Regions from separate parts of the Homo sapiens genome. Here all the other regions are linked to region 1. A link is a contact called in ENCODE Hi-C data. All regions are on one chromosome and are shown on one strand. The core of a region is the stretch at or near the end of the contact, and the rest is flanking DNA. Distances in the headings are between cores, read along the strand shown.

Region 1 (2,700 bases), core at 86-2,585:
AGACTATGGTTGGGATAAGGAAGGGGAGTACAGGGGTGATAAACTTTAGCAATATTCCCAGAAAGTGTTGGCGCCTTTGACAGAAGCATGGGAAAGAAGGCATCCGGGTAGAGGCTCTTCACTATTTGCTGGTGGAGGGATCATAGACCCCTCTGAGATCTTATGGACCCTCTCCCCAGAGCACGTACCGGGCAGTATTTACTCCATTTCAGGAGTTCCACAGCCTTGGGGTAGGAGCCCCTGCCTAGGAGATAATAAGACTGACGCTGCCTGATATTCTCACGCCCGCATTCATTCATTCGAACAGGGGATCCCTTTTGTCACGCAAGCAGCTCTACCCTCAGCATCCTACCCGTAACAGGAGCTCCATAAACACTTGTTGACTGACTGCTTGTATCGAGTGCTGAGCTGGAAACAGAGGTGATGAACAGGTATGATATTAAAATAGCAACTAGAGTGTACTGAGTGGACACTGTGCTCTAAAGGTTTTATGTGTATTTTCACATTTAATATGTATTTTCACATTTCTCCCTTTGCGGCGGCCCTTTTCAATACCCATCTTACAGATGAAGCTTAAACTGATTAGCAATTTGCCCTCCAATGACCCGACGACTAAGTGGCAGAGCCCCAATTCTCACCCGGGGAATACTGATTCCAGAGCTACGCTCCTGGGAGCTCACGATGCAGTAGAAGCATCAGAAACGGTAAAGGGGGTGGGAGGGGAGGAGTAAGTGTGACCCAGACTACAAGTAAGAGGAGCTAAGATGCCTTGGCAAATCCCTGCCAGTCCTGAGAGGCGGGAAGCTGAAAGGCTGGCCCGAGTCTTGCAGGAGTTCGCAATCCAGGCGGGGAGTTAGGAAGTGACTCTTTTTTAAGGGGGAGCTGGACAGCTCTCGTCGGCCTTCACCAAGCGCCCACTTCGTGTCCGGCCTCAGGCCACACAACCAGAAGGGCCCGGGCCTAGAAGCCCGAGGGCTCGGGGTAACGAGGCGACGCCGGGCGGCGGGGAGGAGGCCGGGGACCGCCGGGGTTCCTGCAGGCCTGGGACGGCGGGCCTGCTCGAGGACTGACCTTCCCGGAGGCGCCGTCCCCCAGCACGACGATTTTCAGTTGCCGGTCCTGGCTCTCCTCCTCAGAGTCCGACATGGTGTCCCGGGAACCAGGCCCGCCCCTCGAGGTGGGGGGGGAAGGGAAGGATGAAGGCTCCGGGGGCGGGGGAGAGGAGGAAGGGAGGTAGTTGCGGCAGGACCCCCGCCCCGGTGTCTCCGCGCCGGCAGGAGGTATTCGAGGAGAATCACTCGGCAAGCGCCATCTTGCCCACCTCCCCGCCCTCTGCGCGCGGCCCCGCCCCCTACGCGCACGTCGGGCGCGCGCCCCCGCCTCAGAGCCAACCCGCGCCGACCGGCGGCCCCGCCTGACGAGCCGAACCACTCGCGGCCCTGGACTGGTGTGGGGGACATTCCGGCGGGAGAGGCGAGGCGCTGCGTTTCCCTTCAGGAGACAGTTGGCTAGAAGAAGAAAAGAAGTGTTCGTTCAAATTAAGGAGAGAAAACGGGAGCAGAGCAGCTTTCAGGCGTTCCATCAAATTCCCTTTTCTCCTTCCCTCTTGAGAAAGTCTCTGAAGGGAATGGTTCAGCCTGACGGGGTGGAGCAGTGACGCCCGGGCTACGCGCCAGGGTTGCCTGGCAGCCAGGAGTTCGAGGACCGGCGGCGGGGCGGGGCCTGTCTCCGGGCACCCGGGACGCCCGTAGCCTGGCGGAGAGCGCCAGAGAGGGCCCCTGAAAAACCGGACCAGGGAAGAGGGTACCTCGGGGCGGATGAGGGGACAGCTGCTAAGGGCCGAGGCTGCTGGGAAGCCTCAGTAGCGGCCGTGAATACAGTGGAGCTCCGGCGCTGCTTATTTCGGCCTAACTCTTGGTTTCCTCATCTGAACAACCCCAGGCTCCCATGGTTCGTTCATCAGACGCTACTGATCGCCAACCTCCTGGCACCCCATCTTTACCCTAAGGCAGCAGTTCTCATAAAGTGTGGTCTAGGGACCTCTGGAAATCCCGATGACCTCAGAACAATTTTCATAATAATACGGACACCTTGTCTGTCTTTCTCACGTTCCTTCTCTCACTAGTATACCGTTTCCTGGAGGATACGCTTTGTGTACGACGTCATCACTGGCAGCTAAGGGAGCTTGCGTTTGTTGTTTTTAAACATTTCTCAGTTTTCATTTCAATGCAGTAGTGATAGGTGTAACCCACATAAACATAAGCTCTTTGGAGGTCACAGTAATTCTTTAACATTATAGAGAGGCCCTGAGTCCAAAAAATTTAAGAACTGCTGCCCTGGATAATCTCAGTCCAGGAGCGTTAGGTAAACGGCATAAATGAAATTTACAATTTAGTGAGGTAAATTCAAAAATAATAATGCTGTCCTGCTATGGTTGTTTCATTGTTAATCACTTAAAATTTATTGTTACCTTTACTACTATTAGGAATTATGAAGTATAATTATCCCCATTTTGCAGATGAAGTATCTTAAGTTAACAAAATGCTTAGCCCAGAGGCAGTAGTCTTGGAGACCATATGGGCATTAGAACAGGAAAGCAGAACAGTGTAAAGAAATGCCCAGACCTAGAGGCATCACTGGAGTTTAATCTCATGTTTACTAGATATGTGTCCTCGAGCCTCAGTTAGTTCACCTGTAGAA
Region 2 (2,700 bases), core at 170-2,669, 4.0 Mb after region 1:
CAGGAGAAAGCACAGCCTTCACCCTCTAACACATGACGCTAACAGGATCTACTGCCTTAAAGATATTGGGGGCATTAAGAGTCTATGGGAACTCTGGTACTGGGAACACAGTGCCTGGCCCTTGGCAGAAGTGCTGCCTCTGTCACCACCATGCATCTCTGAAGACCTGGGAAAGCGCCCTCATCAGTGTCCCCAAGCACTGAGCAGATGGGTGGCAGGAAGGGAGTGGTGTGACTGAATTCTTCAGAAGCATATTCCTGTACCAGATTCTGAGCAACAAGAAAACCTTGGTAAATGTACACTATTTGGGTGATGGTTACACTAAAAGCCCAGACTTCACCACTACACAACATATCCATGTAACTAAACTGTACTTTTGCCCCCTTCATCTATAAAAATTAGATAGTTTTTTTTTAAAGAAAATCCTGAAAGCCTTTTTCTGGTCCCAGGGGAACTCTTGCCCAGGCTGCTGTGCTGCTGCTGCTAACTAAGCTCCCAGAACGCTGCCGCTGGCAGTGTCTCCACCGGGAAATTGCTGAGGCCTGCTGAGCGGCTGAGGTCAAGGGTCTTTGGCCATGTATCAGCTCTGCTCCGACTTGCCGCCTCCTGGAAATTGACACCTGACTATGCAAAGTAGTTGAAATAGTCTTTGCAGAGCAAAGAAGCCGTCAGCGTTTTTCCGTGCTGAGCCTTCAAACTGTCAGATCCAATGGGGCTAAAAGAACAGGGGTGGGTAGTAATAGTAACATTAATAGACAGCATTTAAACAGTTTTTACCAGGCGTCAGGTAATTTATGTGCAACGACACCAATTATCTCATCTAATCGTCCCAACTCTCACTGTCAGAATCTCCGTTGTACAAATGGGGAAACCGAGGTCCTACGGCGTTAGGTAATCAATACGCGGTCTCATGACTAGTAACCGGGACTGGGCTGTCTCATTCTAGAGCCTTCCTTCTACACTCTCTCTCCGTCCTCTCACCCCTGCTCCCGTTCCTCCCCTTTGGAATTCTCTCCCGAGTCACGCCGGACTTTTTGGGTCTGGCGGAGGCCCACGGAGCACCTCCTTGCACAGCAAAGGCCCAGCGCCCTGGGACTGGCGTGCGCACGCACTCGGAAACAGGAATAGACGCGTAGACCTGTGCGCGCACGTGCAAGCAACACGAGTCAGGGGGTGCACAGGGGCCCCCACCTTCCTCTAGACTGCCCCCCGCCGGGTTCCACACGAAAGCCCCCGGCCACCCCCGCGGAGACCCAGCAGCCCCAGCCCGCAGCATTACCCAGTTGCGGGCCCGAAAAGCCTGCACGCATCGAGAACCCAGAGCGCCCCTGCCGCCGTACACCAGCACCCGGCGCGCCTCGCCTGCAGCCGCCGCCGCCGCCATCCTGCTCCTGCCAGCCCGGCTCCCGCAGCTCCGAATGCCTCGAGCCGGAGCGCCGCGCCCCGCCCCGGCCGGCCAACCCCGCCAAGAGGGAACGCGCGGCGGCCGCGCCCCGCTCCGCGCCCGCTGCTGCCGCCTAGCGCGCTGCCACGCTCGGGGCGCCCCGCCACCCGGAGGGACTGTAACTTCGGCCAGGCCCTGCCCCTGGGACGGGGACATCGGCGAAGCCCCTCCTCCCACCCGCCAGCAAGTGCTGGGCCTCGGGGCGTGCAGCGAGCCGGGCTAAGGGCGAGGAGGGTGGAGAGCGGGTGTTTTACGAGCATTAATTTGTGAAGTGTAAGCATGTAAAATATAGTATAGTACAATTTTCGACCACTGTTTTGGCAATTTTTTATTTTTAATTGTGCATCAAAATAGAGATTTAAGTATTCCCACCTGCCAAAAAAACAGAAGAGGTCGCTCCGCTCAAGGAGCTGAAAGTCCACCGCCGAGACGAGACAAACCACACTAGGTCTTATTTCTTCTATCTAACCGTAAATTTATACCCATTAATCCAAATGGCCCTTTTACTATATGCCACCCATCGCCAGACACAGATCCTGGCATTTTCTCCCTTGTATATTAGTTATTTCTGCCCATGGCCTGTATCTTTAACACAGAGCCTCTCATCTACAGCACTACTGACATTTTGGGCCAGATAATTATTTGTGACAGGTGCTGCCCTGGGTACTGTAGGATATTTACAGCATCCCTGGCCTGCATATACTAGAAATCAATAGCAAACCCCTACCCCTCACTCATAAGAATCAAAAATATCTCCAGATTTAACAGTTGTCTCCTAGGGGCAAATTCATCACTGATAGAGAACCAGAGCTCTAACACTCTCATAACCTTCTTGATAGCAGAACCCTGTATTACATACATCTTTGTGTCACTTCCCATCCACATATAACCTTGTACACAGCAGACACAGATGTTTGTTCAGTAAACTTGTGCCAGGTAAAGCATGCAGAAATATGTCACTAGAGAAGAGGATGCAGCCAGCAGCACATTTTGTTGTCAGAAGCTTCATTATCAGAAATAGAACTGCTAGGAGGCTGGATGGAGAGGAGAGCACCATCTATTTAGTGCTCCTTATATCCAAGGCACTGCGCTAAGTGATCTGCCTGTGCTATTTCACTTTACTCCACACGATAATCCTATGCAGATTAGAAAGCTGAGGCATGAGAGTCACAGACACTTGTCTGGAAGAGTGGGAATTTGAACACAGGTCTTCAATAGCTAGAGTTCCACTTAACCACACCTTTGTTCAGCAAGAC
Region 3 (2,846 bases), core at 145-2,644, 3.5 Mb before region 1:
GGGGTGCAACAGTGAAGAAGACATATGGATCCATGGTTCAGGGACCCATATCAGTCAAATCCCGTCTGGAAGGGAATGCGGGTCTCTTGATGGCCACTTACCTGCTCTGCCAGTCTCGTTTGTCTCCTCTAGTGCCACCAGCCACGAGATAGAGCTTTGGGGCTTTGAGCCAAGTGATATCAGCTTTACCTCCAGGGCCAGTCCCCTCAGCTGTAGGAGTCTGAGCAAGTGACTTGACTTTTCTGGGGCTCAGCTTGCCCACCTGTGAAATGGGATCTTAATAGCAGCACTGGCCACATATGTTGTTGAGGAGCCTGCTGCAGAGGAGGTGCTCCGTAGAGGCTGCTGATCACATGCGGGGGCAAGAGGGAACATTTATAAGCCTTGGGGATGGGTGCTGCCAATTGAAATGTAGTACCAGAATATTTTTCTGCAGTGAGAGGAGCTTGAGCTGAATGGGGATCCCTGATGGAACAGAATCACATTTCAGATGAAACGCCTGTTCTCTATCACTCTTTCTCTTTAAACCTATCCTCTGAGTCTCGGCACAGATACCACTTCTTCTGAGCCCCTGGGCTGTGCTGGGCATCGTTTCTGTGCTCTGTGCCTTCTTTGCTCCCAGCCCCGATGACCTTAGAGGACACAAACTCCTCCCTGGTCTGCACCCCATCAGATTGGGAGCACCTGGTGTGAAGTGCCCCTGCCAGAGGCTGGTGAAGGGCAGGTGGGGGCCATCTTCTCCTGCCTCAGCTGTGCTCCCCGGAGCCCCCTGCCTGTGTGGCCCGCCTGTGCCCTCCACCCGCTCCCCACTCACTGCACGGGCAGAGGGTGCCCACTGACCGACGGTGCTGCTGCCCGTGCCATGCCCTGGGGAGGGTGAGAAGAGGGACACCACCATGCAAGTGCGGGGCAGGGCAGCCTGCCACCATAGCCTCATTCCATGTACACACCCAGTCTACCAGAGACGCTGTTGGCCCAGTCAGCTGGGGCTTGGAGAGAGCATGCCAAAGTCACACAGATGGAGAAGTGCAACTCAAACTGAGGCCTCCCTGCCTCAAAGCCCCAGATCCCCCAGCTACACGCTGCCAGGCTGGGGCTGAGCACTGTCACACGGCTGCCACCCAGGCCTGCCTTCCCCACAGCCCGCCAGCCATGCAGAAAAGCTGTCCGTAGTTACCTTTCTTCTCCTTCCACCTGGCACCCCACTCCTCAGGTGGTCACACTCCAGCAGTGCCCTCCCTGGCCCTGGAGGCCCGGCGTGGCTGGTGTCATCTGTGAGGGGAACTAGGCCCAGTTCCTTGGAATTCCTATTTTGTTTCCTTGCCATGGGTCTCAGTGACCCAGCTGATGGCTCAGTCCAGGGACCCCAGACTCTGCCAAGGCATTTCCGTGAGTGAGGAGGCAGAGTCCACTGGAAGGAGGGCGGGAGTTCCTGACAGGAAGTGTGGCAATTTGATCATGCCTGAACAGGCAACGGGGCAACATTTTTTTCTCTGCTCCTAAGTTATTACAGCAATGAAACAGTCCAAAAAGGGAAATCTGTCCTCTCCAGGATTGCCACCCAGGGGGTGGAATTTTTTTTTTTTTTCTTAGCATCTTTTTATTTTTCTCTGGTAACAAAGCCTGGAGCAGGGTGACTGCCATTAACCTAGGATACCTCCCTAATGCTTGGAACAGAATGGAGAGGTGGCTGACTTTGACTCAGAAGCCTGCATACAGCTCTGCCCCTGACTCTTCCACTTTTTTTTTTTTTTTTTGACCGAATCTTGCTCTGTTGCCCGGGCTGGAGTGCACTGATGCAATCTCTGCTCACTGCAACCTCCGCACCTGGGTTCAAGCAATTCTCCTGCCTCAGCCTCCCAAGTAGCTGGAACTATAGGCGTGTGCCACCACGCCTGGCTGATTTTTGTATTTTTAGTAGAGACTGTGTTTCACCATGTTGGCCAGGCTGGTCTTGACCTCCTTACCTCAGGTGATCTGCCCACCTCAGCCTCCCAAAGTGCTGGAATTAGAGGCGTAAGCCACCATGTCTGGCCAACTCCTCCACTTTTTAACTGTGTGTCCTCAGGCAAGTCACTTTATTCTCTGAGCTGCAACTTCTACCACTGCAAAATGGAATATTGACCCCACTCTGACTGTCCTGCAGACTTATTCTGAAGCTCAAATAGAAAACAGCCAGCCCCAAGTGGCGTGCTGTAAATGAGTGTGGGCTCTCCTGTAGCCTAGAACAAAGGCGAGGGCTGTGGGTTTGGAAGAAAAAGAATTTGCCTCTTAGTCGTTACTCTGTCCTGCTCATTCAGCACTGGCTGAGGGGACATGTCCTGTATTCCAGCCCCAGGCTGGCTCAAGGACAGTACTGAGAAGGCAAGGGCCTCATGCACACCAGGAGGTTGTGGGAATCAGTTCATCACATGGCCATGTTGCCTCAGACGCCAGAGAAGCACCTTCAATTTTGGCTAGAACAGTTTGCTCCCAGAAGCAGAGAGCAGTGCAGAGTCTGGGCCAGAGCCAGGGACAGGCTTGGTGAATGCAGAACGTCCAGGAGGCAAGGTAGGGCTCAGTCCACAAAAGAGAGATCGAAAAGTTAGCAAAGTACGTTTAGTAAAAAGCACACAATAAAATAAAAGGTGTGGAGTACGGCAGACATTCCAGGAACCTGGAATGTGAAACGCACGTGGAAACGTCCGGCCCTGACATGCACGGTGGTGGGAATGTGGCTGCTCAAAGCAAGTGGGGAATCAAGACTTCCAAAGAGGAAAACCACCCTCAGGAGTTAGGTTGGGGATGTATTGAGCACGCCAGTCATTCAGTGCAATCGTCCTTCTGTGTGTTAATCAGTCAGGCAT
Region 4 (2,772 bases), core at 179-2,678, 3.3 Mb before region 1:
GTCCTTGAGTCCTAGTCAGCACTGGGGAGCCAGTGTAGGGTGGATATAGATATGCAAGTGGTCTTACGTGGGTCCTGGCTGATCTAGAGTGGGGACTGAAATGTAGGGTCTACCTGCAGAATTGGATCCTTCATAGGCTTTTGGTAGAACCAGAGAGGGAAGAGAGGACAGCCTTTGGTGAACCTGTCAATGGGGAAGACTGAGTAACTGAGAACTGTTGATAGTTACTTGGTTATATGTAGTCTATGACCAAAAGAAACATCCGAGGCTTTATGATCTTCAAATAGTTTGAATACTTGGCCACACCACAGTGATAGGGCTTTTTTTTTTTTTTTTTTTTGGTCATAGAATGACTTAAACAGAATCATGATGCTTTGAATTCTCTACATATTTCATCTTTTTCTATACTTGAGTGATCTTGGCCCTATGGCTTAAACCTAAGAATCCTTGTTTGGTTCCCTTTTCAGGGAAAAGGTCTAGGCCTCCTGTTCACTGGTGTCCTGGTGGCAACCTGAAACAATGTTAAGGGATGTAGACTGGGGAACAGACCCCCATCAACCTTGTTGCAGGGACTGTGATAATGCACCGTGAGCCCTGTGGTTGGAATATACTGTTGCTGTGGTCAGTTATGGTTTCTGGGTACCCAGGGGGTAATTTTGGGCTTATACACCACTGACAGGGAATTGACACACTTGTGGTTTTTTTCCTTATCTCTTATGCCTTGTCCCTTGATACAGGAAGAAGTCATAGAAATTCCTCTTAAAGAATTGGCACTAATTTCTCAGCATGCAGAGATCCTTCAGGGACCAAGGTTCTCATGGTTGTCTGCTTCGTGATTGAAATGGATGTAGAACCCAGCTGTTTTGAGAGCCACTCATGATGGTAGCAGTGCCCATACCGCTAACACTCCACTCCCAGCTGGCTGGATATCAAGTCTTTCAGCTTCCTCTGACAGTGGACGTGTGTGATGGAAGCCTCTGGGCTCCAGAGTGTCTGCTGGAGTAATCACTGGGGCAGTCAGAACAATAGTCCCTGAGCTCCTCTTATCTTCCTCTGCTCATGTTGAGGTCTCTAGATGACTTCACTTCCTGTCAATGTCCTTCCCTTCTTAAACCACCATGAGTTTGCATATTCCACTTCTATCTACCAAGAACACTCTAGTTCATGACTGTCACTCAAGGAGGCTTTCAAATTAAGATTCACAAGTTTGCTGGCTCTGAAGTTTAGAGGCAATCTTTAGCTTGAAGAATCCCACCTGAAGGTTTAGGGAGATATAAGGACAGACATAAATGTAAATAACGGCAAGTAGATAGGAGTGTCTAGAACTTGGAGAGCTGAGATAATCTTGTAGAGGGTGCACTTCATTCCAACTGAATTCAAGACTACATCCTCTATATGCATCACAGGAACTGAGTCACACAAAAGAGTGCAGTTATGGAATTTGTGCTGTGGAAGCTGATGCCCTGGAGAATGAGAAATGGACCTCAGCTTGGCACTGACATGGAGAGAGATGTCTGTCACTTGATCTTTTTGTTGCCTAAAACTTGTGACTCAAACCATCTGTGTGGATGCACAATGCCAGGAAAGGTCTAGGTAATTCAGTAGCTGTGTATCTCACTGGCTTTAGAGTGTATTTAAGATAGGCTTCTCCCTTACTCATGATTCTCACCTTCAAAGAGCAACTCAGTTTGCATGACGAGGTAGTCAGAGTTGATTCGATCCCTGCGTGGTATGAACTGCTCCAGGCAGGAATGCTTTCCTGAACTCTTCTGATGAGGTCCTTGTGTTGCATCACTGTTCTCTAACCTGTATGAAAGTGTGCATATGTGGATATTTTTCCTAAATGAGCTCCTGGGGCTTCTGAATGTCCTGGCTCTTTCCCTGTCACTGAGGGACATCCTTTTCACCATTATGTCCTGGGACTTGCACCACAGCCATCGTGTCCTCATGCAGTACAGCCCAGTGTGGGTCTGAATGGCCTTCATGACTTCACATAGGCTACATGTGGCCCAATAGCATCCTATCTGGGCAGAGGCTGAGAGAACCTGCCCTCATGCTGCTTGTGGGTGAGTCCTTGGAGGACCGATTGCTGGCTCCTTTGCTGTGACCCCTGCACTGCTGACAGCTGTCCCAGCGTGTATTTGACTTCAACATGTCAAACTGACTATACGTTAGTTCCACTTACTAACATAGCACTTTCTGTTAAGACTTTACATTTCTAGAGCCTTCTAGGAAACGTGCTTAACCATACTACATAGCTTAGTTGATAGACATTTATCATGACTAAATTAACACTGACATTTGTAGAATTCCTAATCTTTAAAGAATTCCTGGTCTTATTTTAGGTCCAGGAGTCCATGTGCGGGACATGTTGTAGGTAAGCTGTGTTGTGGGATTGGTATACAGATAATTGTCACCTGGGTAATACATGTAATATCAATGGGTATTTCTTATCCTCCACCCTCAAGTAGGCCTCAGTGTATGTTGTTCCCCTCCCAGTATCTGTGGTCATCTTGTTTGGCCTCCCATGTAAAAAGAACATATGTATTTGTTTTTTCACTTCTGTGTTAGCACATCTAGAGGAATGGTTTCCAGCTCCATATTGCTGCAAAGGACATGACCTCATTCCTTTCTATGGCTTCATAGTATTCCACGGTGTATATGTACCACATTGTCTCTATCCAGTCTACCATCTGTGGGCATTTAGGTCGATTCTGTGTTTTTGATATTGAAAATAATGCTGGAATGAATAGACACATGCCTGTCTTCATG
Region 5 (2,700 bases), core at 142-2,641, 3.8 Mb before region 1:
AGGGACTGAGAGGGTATATGCAATATCTCAGACCCAGAAACCGTTGATTCTGTCTAAAAGCACAGCAATAACCACATCCCACCCTCTTGATTTAAATGAAAGTGTTTGGGAGAATAAAAGATGAACCTTTTTTTTCTTTGTCAGATCTTGCGCTCATTTGGTTCTGGTGGGGAACAACAGCTATGAGAGAACAAGTGTATTCAATTAGAATTAATTCCCCTCTCTTATTCTCATAGCTGAGCAGGGCTCAAGTGCCTCTCATCTGAAAGAGGTAATAAGATTTAATCTGTCTCCTCATCTACCTTCTGCAAGTATACTCAACAAATTAGCTCTCTGGACTCTTCCAAATGGAGTTTTATGAGGCATTTGCTAAGGTAAACGTTTTAGACTTTGAACACAGTTCAGATTTCAGGGGCAGTACTGAAATATGAACTGTGTTGCTAACTGCCCTGCCTTTCAACTCAAGACACAATAACTTTGAACTAAAATAATTATATTTTTGTTGTTTTCCACTCTGTCCCCAAGTCTATATCACCACCACCGCTAATCCCACCCCGCAGGAGCTAACTCCTCCTTCCTGTCCCTGCAAGATCAAAACTCCTCCTGGAAGCCCCGCTAGCTCTGTCTGCTCACCTTCATGGCAGATATCGCTATTGTACTTTTATATTCATTTGTATCATAAGTACTTCAATGTCCACTTCTTCCACGAGCCCCTGAGACCCTGGAGGGTCTGGACCACACCTAGTTTTTCTCACTGTTACATCTGCCTTGCCAGGCGCATGGTAGGCGCTTAGTAAGTATTTGGTGAACGAATGGCTTGTTTGGTGACAGTCCAAAGGCTGGAGGACAGAGGGAAAGCTCCCTCCTGTCGGGCCCCAGACGGGTGGCGCTGATGGAGAGGCGGCTGGGATAAGGCCTCCAGGACCGAAGCGCGCACCCATAAGGCCCCTGCCAAAAAGACCTTCCTGAAGGCGGAGGAACTGCGAGAGTGTCTACTTTGGCCCAAGGCCTGACTCGACGATCCCAGGGACCCTTGCCCTAACCGGCCCCGCCTCCCGGGCCCCAAACCCGTACTCGGCCCCGCCCAAAGCTCCGGCTCCTAGGGCCCGCCCCTGGCCCCGCCTCGGCCGACCATGGCCTTGCTCCTGGGCCTGCCTCAAACCCTCCGCAGGTAACGCCTCCCGAACGTGAGCCACACTCCGATTCCCTCCTCAAACCCCTCCCCGTTTCCCACACCCTGGACCCCTCGCTCCGTCTCGGCCCCGCCCCAAGCCCAGCTCCGTCTCGGCCCCTGAGCCCAGCCCCGACCCACCTCCCAGTCCCTGGGTTCCTCCCGACACCGGCGCCTCCCTAAGCTCCGCCTCCCAGGGCCCGAGCAGCGCCTGGCCATACCCCCATGGCCCGCCTCCTGAGCGTAGCCCGCAGCCCAGACTCGGACCCGCCTCCCGGACCCTGGGCCCCTCCCCACGTCGGCCCTCCCTAAGCTCTGCCTCCCAGAGTCCGAGCACCGCCTGGTCATGTGCTACGACATAGTCAACGCCCCGCCCCGGCCCCGCCTCCTGAGCCCTTCTCTGTGCTATTGTTTTCTTCTTAATAAAATGGGGGATATAATGATAGCTACCTCTTAGGGTTGTTGTCAGAGTTGAGTACAAAAGCCTGTGGATCAGTGCCTGGCTCATGGTAAATGCATGTCGGTGTTAGCTACTGTTTTTATTCGGTCTGAAAATGTTTAATAAATGCCTTTCGTGAGCCCGGCACCATGGATCAGCAGTACCCATGACAGATGAGGCTCTGCTTGCATGGGAGAGCCAGAGAACAAACAAATAAATGAATAAACAAGAAAAGACCAGATGAGAGTAGCTTTAAAGCCAATAAAACAGGGAAATGGTGAATGGAGTAACTGGGGAGAAGAGTCACCAAAGTCGGGGAATCAGGGAAGCCTTCCCCAAAGAGGTGGCATTTGAACTGGGGCCTGAGTGGTGAAGCAGCTAGCCATGGGAAGGGCTTGGGGAACAGGATATGCAAAGTCCCTGTGGTGGAAACAAGCCAGCTGTGGTTGAGGAACAACAGCAAGGCAGCCAGTGTGGCTGGAGTGGAGTGAGCAGGGTGGGCAAGAGGTGAGGGAGAACAGGCCAGAGAGAGGGATTAGGACCAGGTCTTGTAGGGCCTTTTACGGCATGGAAGGAGCTCTGAAGCAATGAAGTGCCTTGCCCCGTGTCACATACCAGCCGAGACAGTCTGCCTAACTCGGGAGCCAAAGCTCGCTGCTGGGCTTGAGGCCCCTGTAAGAGGACAATGTAACCCAGGCTGGTATGGGCACATTCTGCATTTCCACTTAAACTCAGATGGCAAGCCCATCAAACCTTGGTGCCATGGCTGCCCTGGTAATTCCTGGCTGACCAGTGCAACCAGGGAGCTGGCCCATGACCTGGGTGGCAGCTAAGTAGCCAAGACTAATGTGGCCAAGAGTCAGTCTTCTAGCCTTCTTCCTGTGACTCATCCAGGTGCACCTGCAACATTTGAAGGTCAGGCTTTCAGCTGCTGTGGCTTCCACTTCCAACTGGCTCCACGTCCCCAAGGAGAGATCACATAGCGCTTTGCCAACACATTCTATTGCACGTTTAATGTTCCTGTGAATGCACCCTTGAGATTTCTCTCTCTTCCCTCCACATAGAGCTTAGAAGCAAAGTTAAGAGACTC

The links. Hi-C counts contacts between places; a loop is a spot of excess contacts on that map. Pooled maps may share reads with other maps.
Region 2: a pooled map shows a loop between it and region 1 (11-fold over the local background). The contact joins the promoter of QDPR here to the promoter of RAB28 in region 1. A Hi-C loop is called at or near these places in 10 of 50 pooled maps.
Region 3: a pooled map shows a loop between it and region 1 (10-fold over the local background). The contact joins the promoter of SLC2A9 here to the promoter of RAB28 in region 1. A Hi-C loop is called at or near these places in 7 of 50 pooled maps.
Region 4: a pooled map shows a loop between it and region 1 (20-fold over the local background). The contact joins the enhancer-like site here to the promoter of RAB28 in region 1. A Hi-C loop is called at or near these places in 6 of 50 pooled maps.
Region 5: a map of CD8-positive, alpha-beta T cell shows a loop between it and region 1 (13-fold over the local background). The contact joins the enhancer-like site here to the promoter of RAB28 in region 1. A Hi-C loop is called at or near these places in 4 of 168 maps with a recorded cell type or tissue (CD4-positive, alpha-beta memory T cell, CD8-positive, alpha-beta T cell and naive thymus-derived CD4-positive, alpha-beta T cell) and 9 of 50 pooled maps.

The regions. Positions count from the first base shown.
Region 1 is chr4:13,483,005-13,485,704 of GRCh38, forward strand. It overlaps RAB28 (RAB28, member RAS oncogene family), which reads right to left and starts at 1,336. Exons shown (of 7, transcript NM_001017979.3): 1 at 1,072-1,336. The coding sequence starts at 1,146. LOC105374495 (a long non-coding RNA gene) reads left to right here and starts at 1,445. Exons shown (of 3, transcript XR_925413.1): 1 at 1,445-1,950. RefSeq lists silencers at 868-1,487, 1,481-1,775, 1,738-1,797 and enhancers at 1,221-1,515, 1,311-2,218, 1,478-1,597.
Region 2 is chr4:17,510,671-17,513,370 of GRCh38, forward strand. QDPR (quinoid dihydropteridine reductase) reads right to left here and starts at 1,420. Exons shown (of 7, transcript NM_000320.3): 1 at 1,280-1,420. The coding sequence starts at 1,384. RefSeq lists a silencer at 1,049-1,628.
Region 3 is chr4:10,020,103-10,022,948 of GRCh38, forward strand. It overlaps SLC2A9 (solute carrier family 2 member 9), which reads right to left and starts at 1,395. Exons shown (of 12, transcript NM_020041.3): 1 at 1,178-1,395. The coding sequence starts at 1,327. RefSeq lists an enhancer at 877-1,376.
Region 4 is chr4:10,180,188-10,182,959 of GRCh38, forward strand. No RefSeq gene overlaps it. Among named protein-coding and RNA genes, the nearest start is that of WDR1, 65 kb to the left of the region's middle. Within about 2 kb of position 1,429, at least 3 of the 41 ENCODE cell types and tissues checked have a DNase peak (open chromatin) inside an H3K27ac peak, as active enhancers do.
Region 5 is chr4:9,690,425-9,693,124 of GRCh38, forward strand. LOC124900660 (a long non-coding RNA gene) reads left to right here. Exons shown (of 5, transcript XR_007058019.1): 5 at 1-130. It also overlaps the pseudogene FAM86MP. Among named protein-coding and RNA genes, the nearest start is that of DRD5, 90 kb to the right of the region's middle. RefSeq lists silencers at 1,117-1,196, 1,257-1,306, 1,317-1,466 and enhancers at 1,774-2,284, 2,285-2,700. Within about 2 kb of position 1,392, at least 31 of the 41 ENCODE cell types and tissues checked have a DNase peak (open chromatin) inside an H3K27ac peak, as active enhancers do; they include CD8-positive, alpha-beta T cell, where a contact is called at or near this core.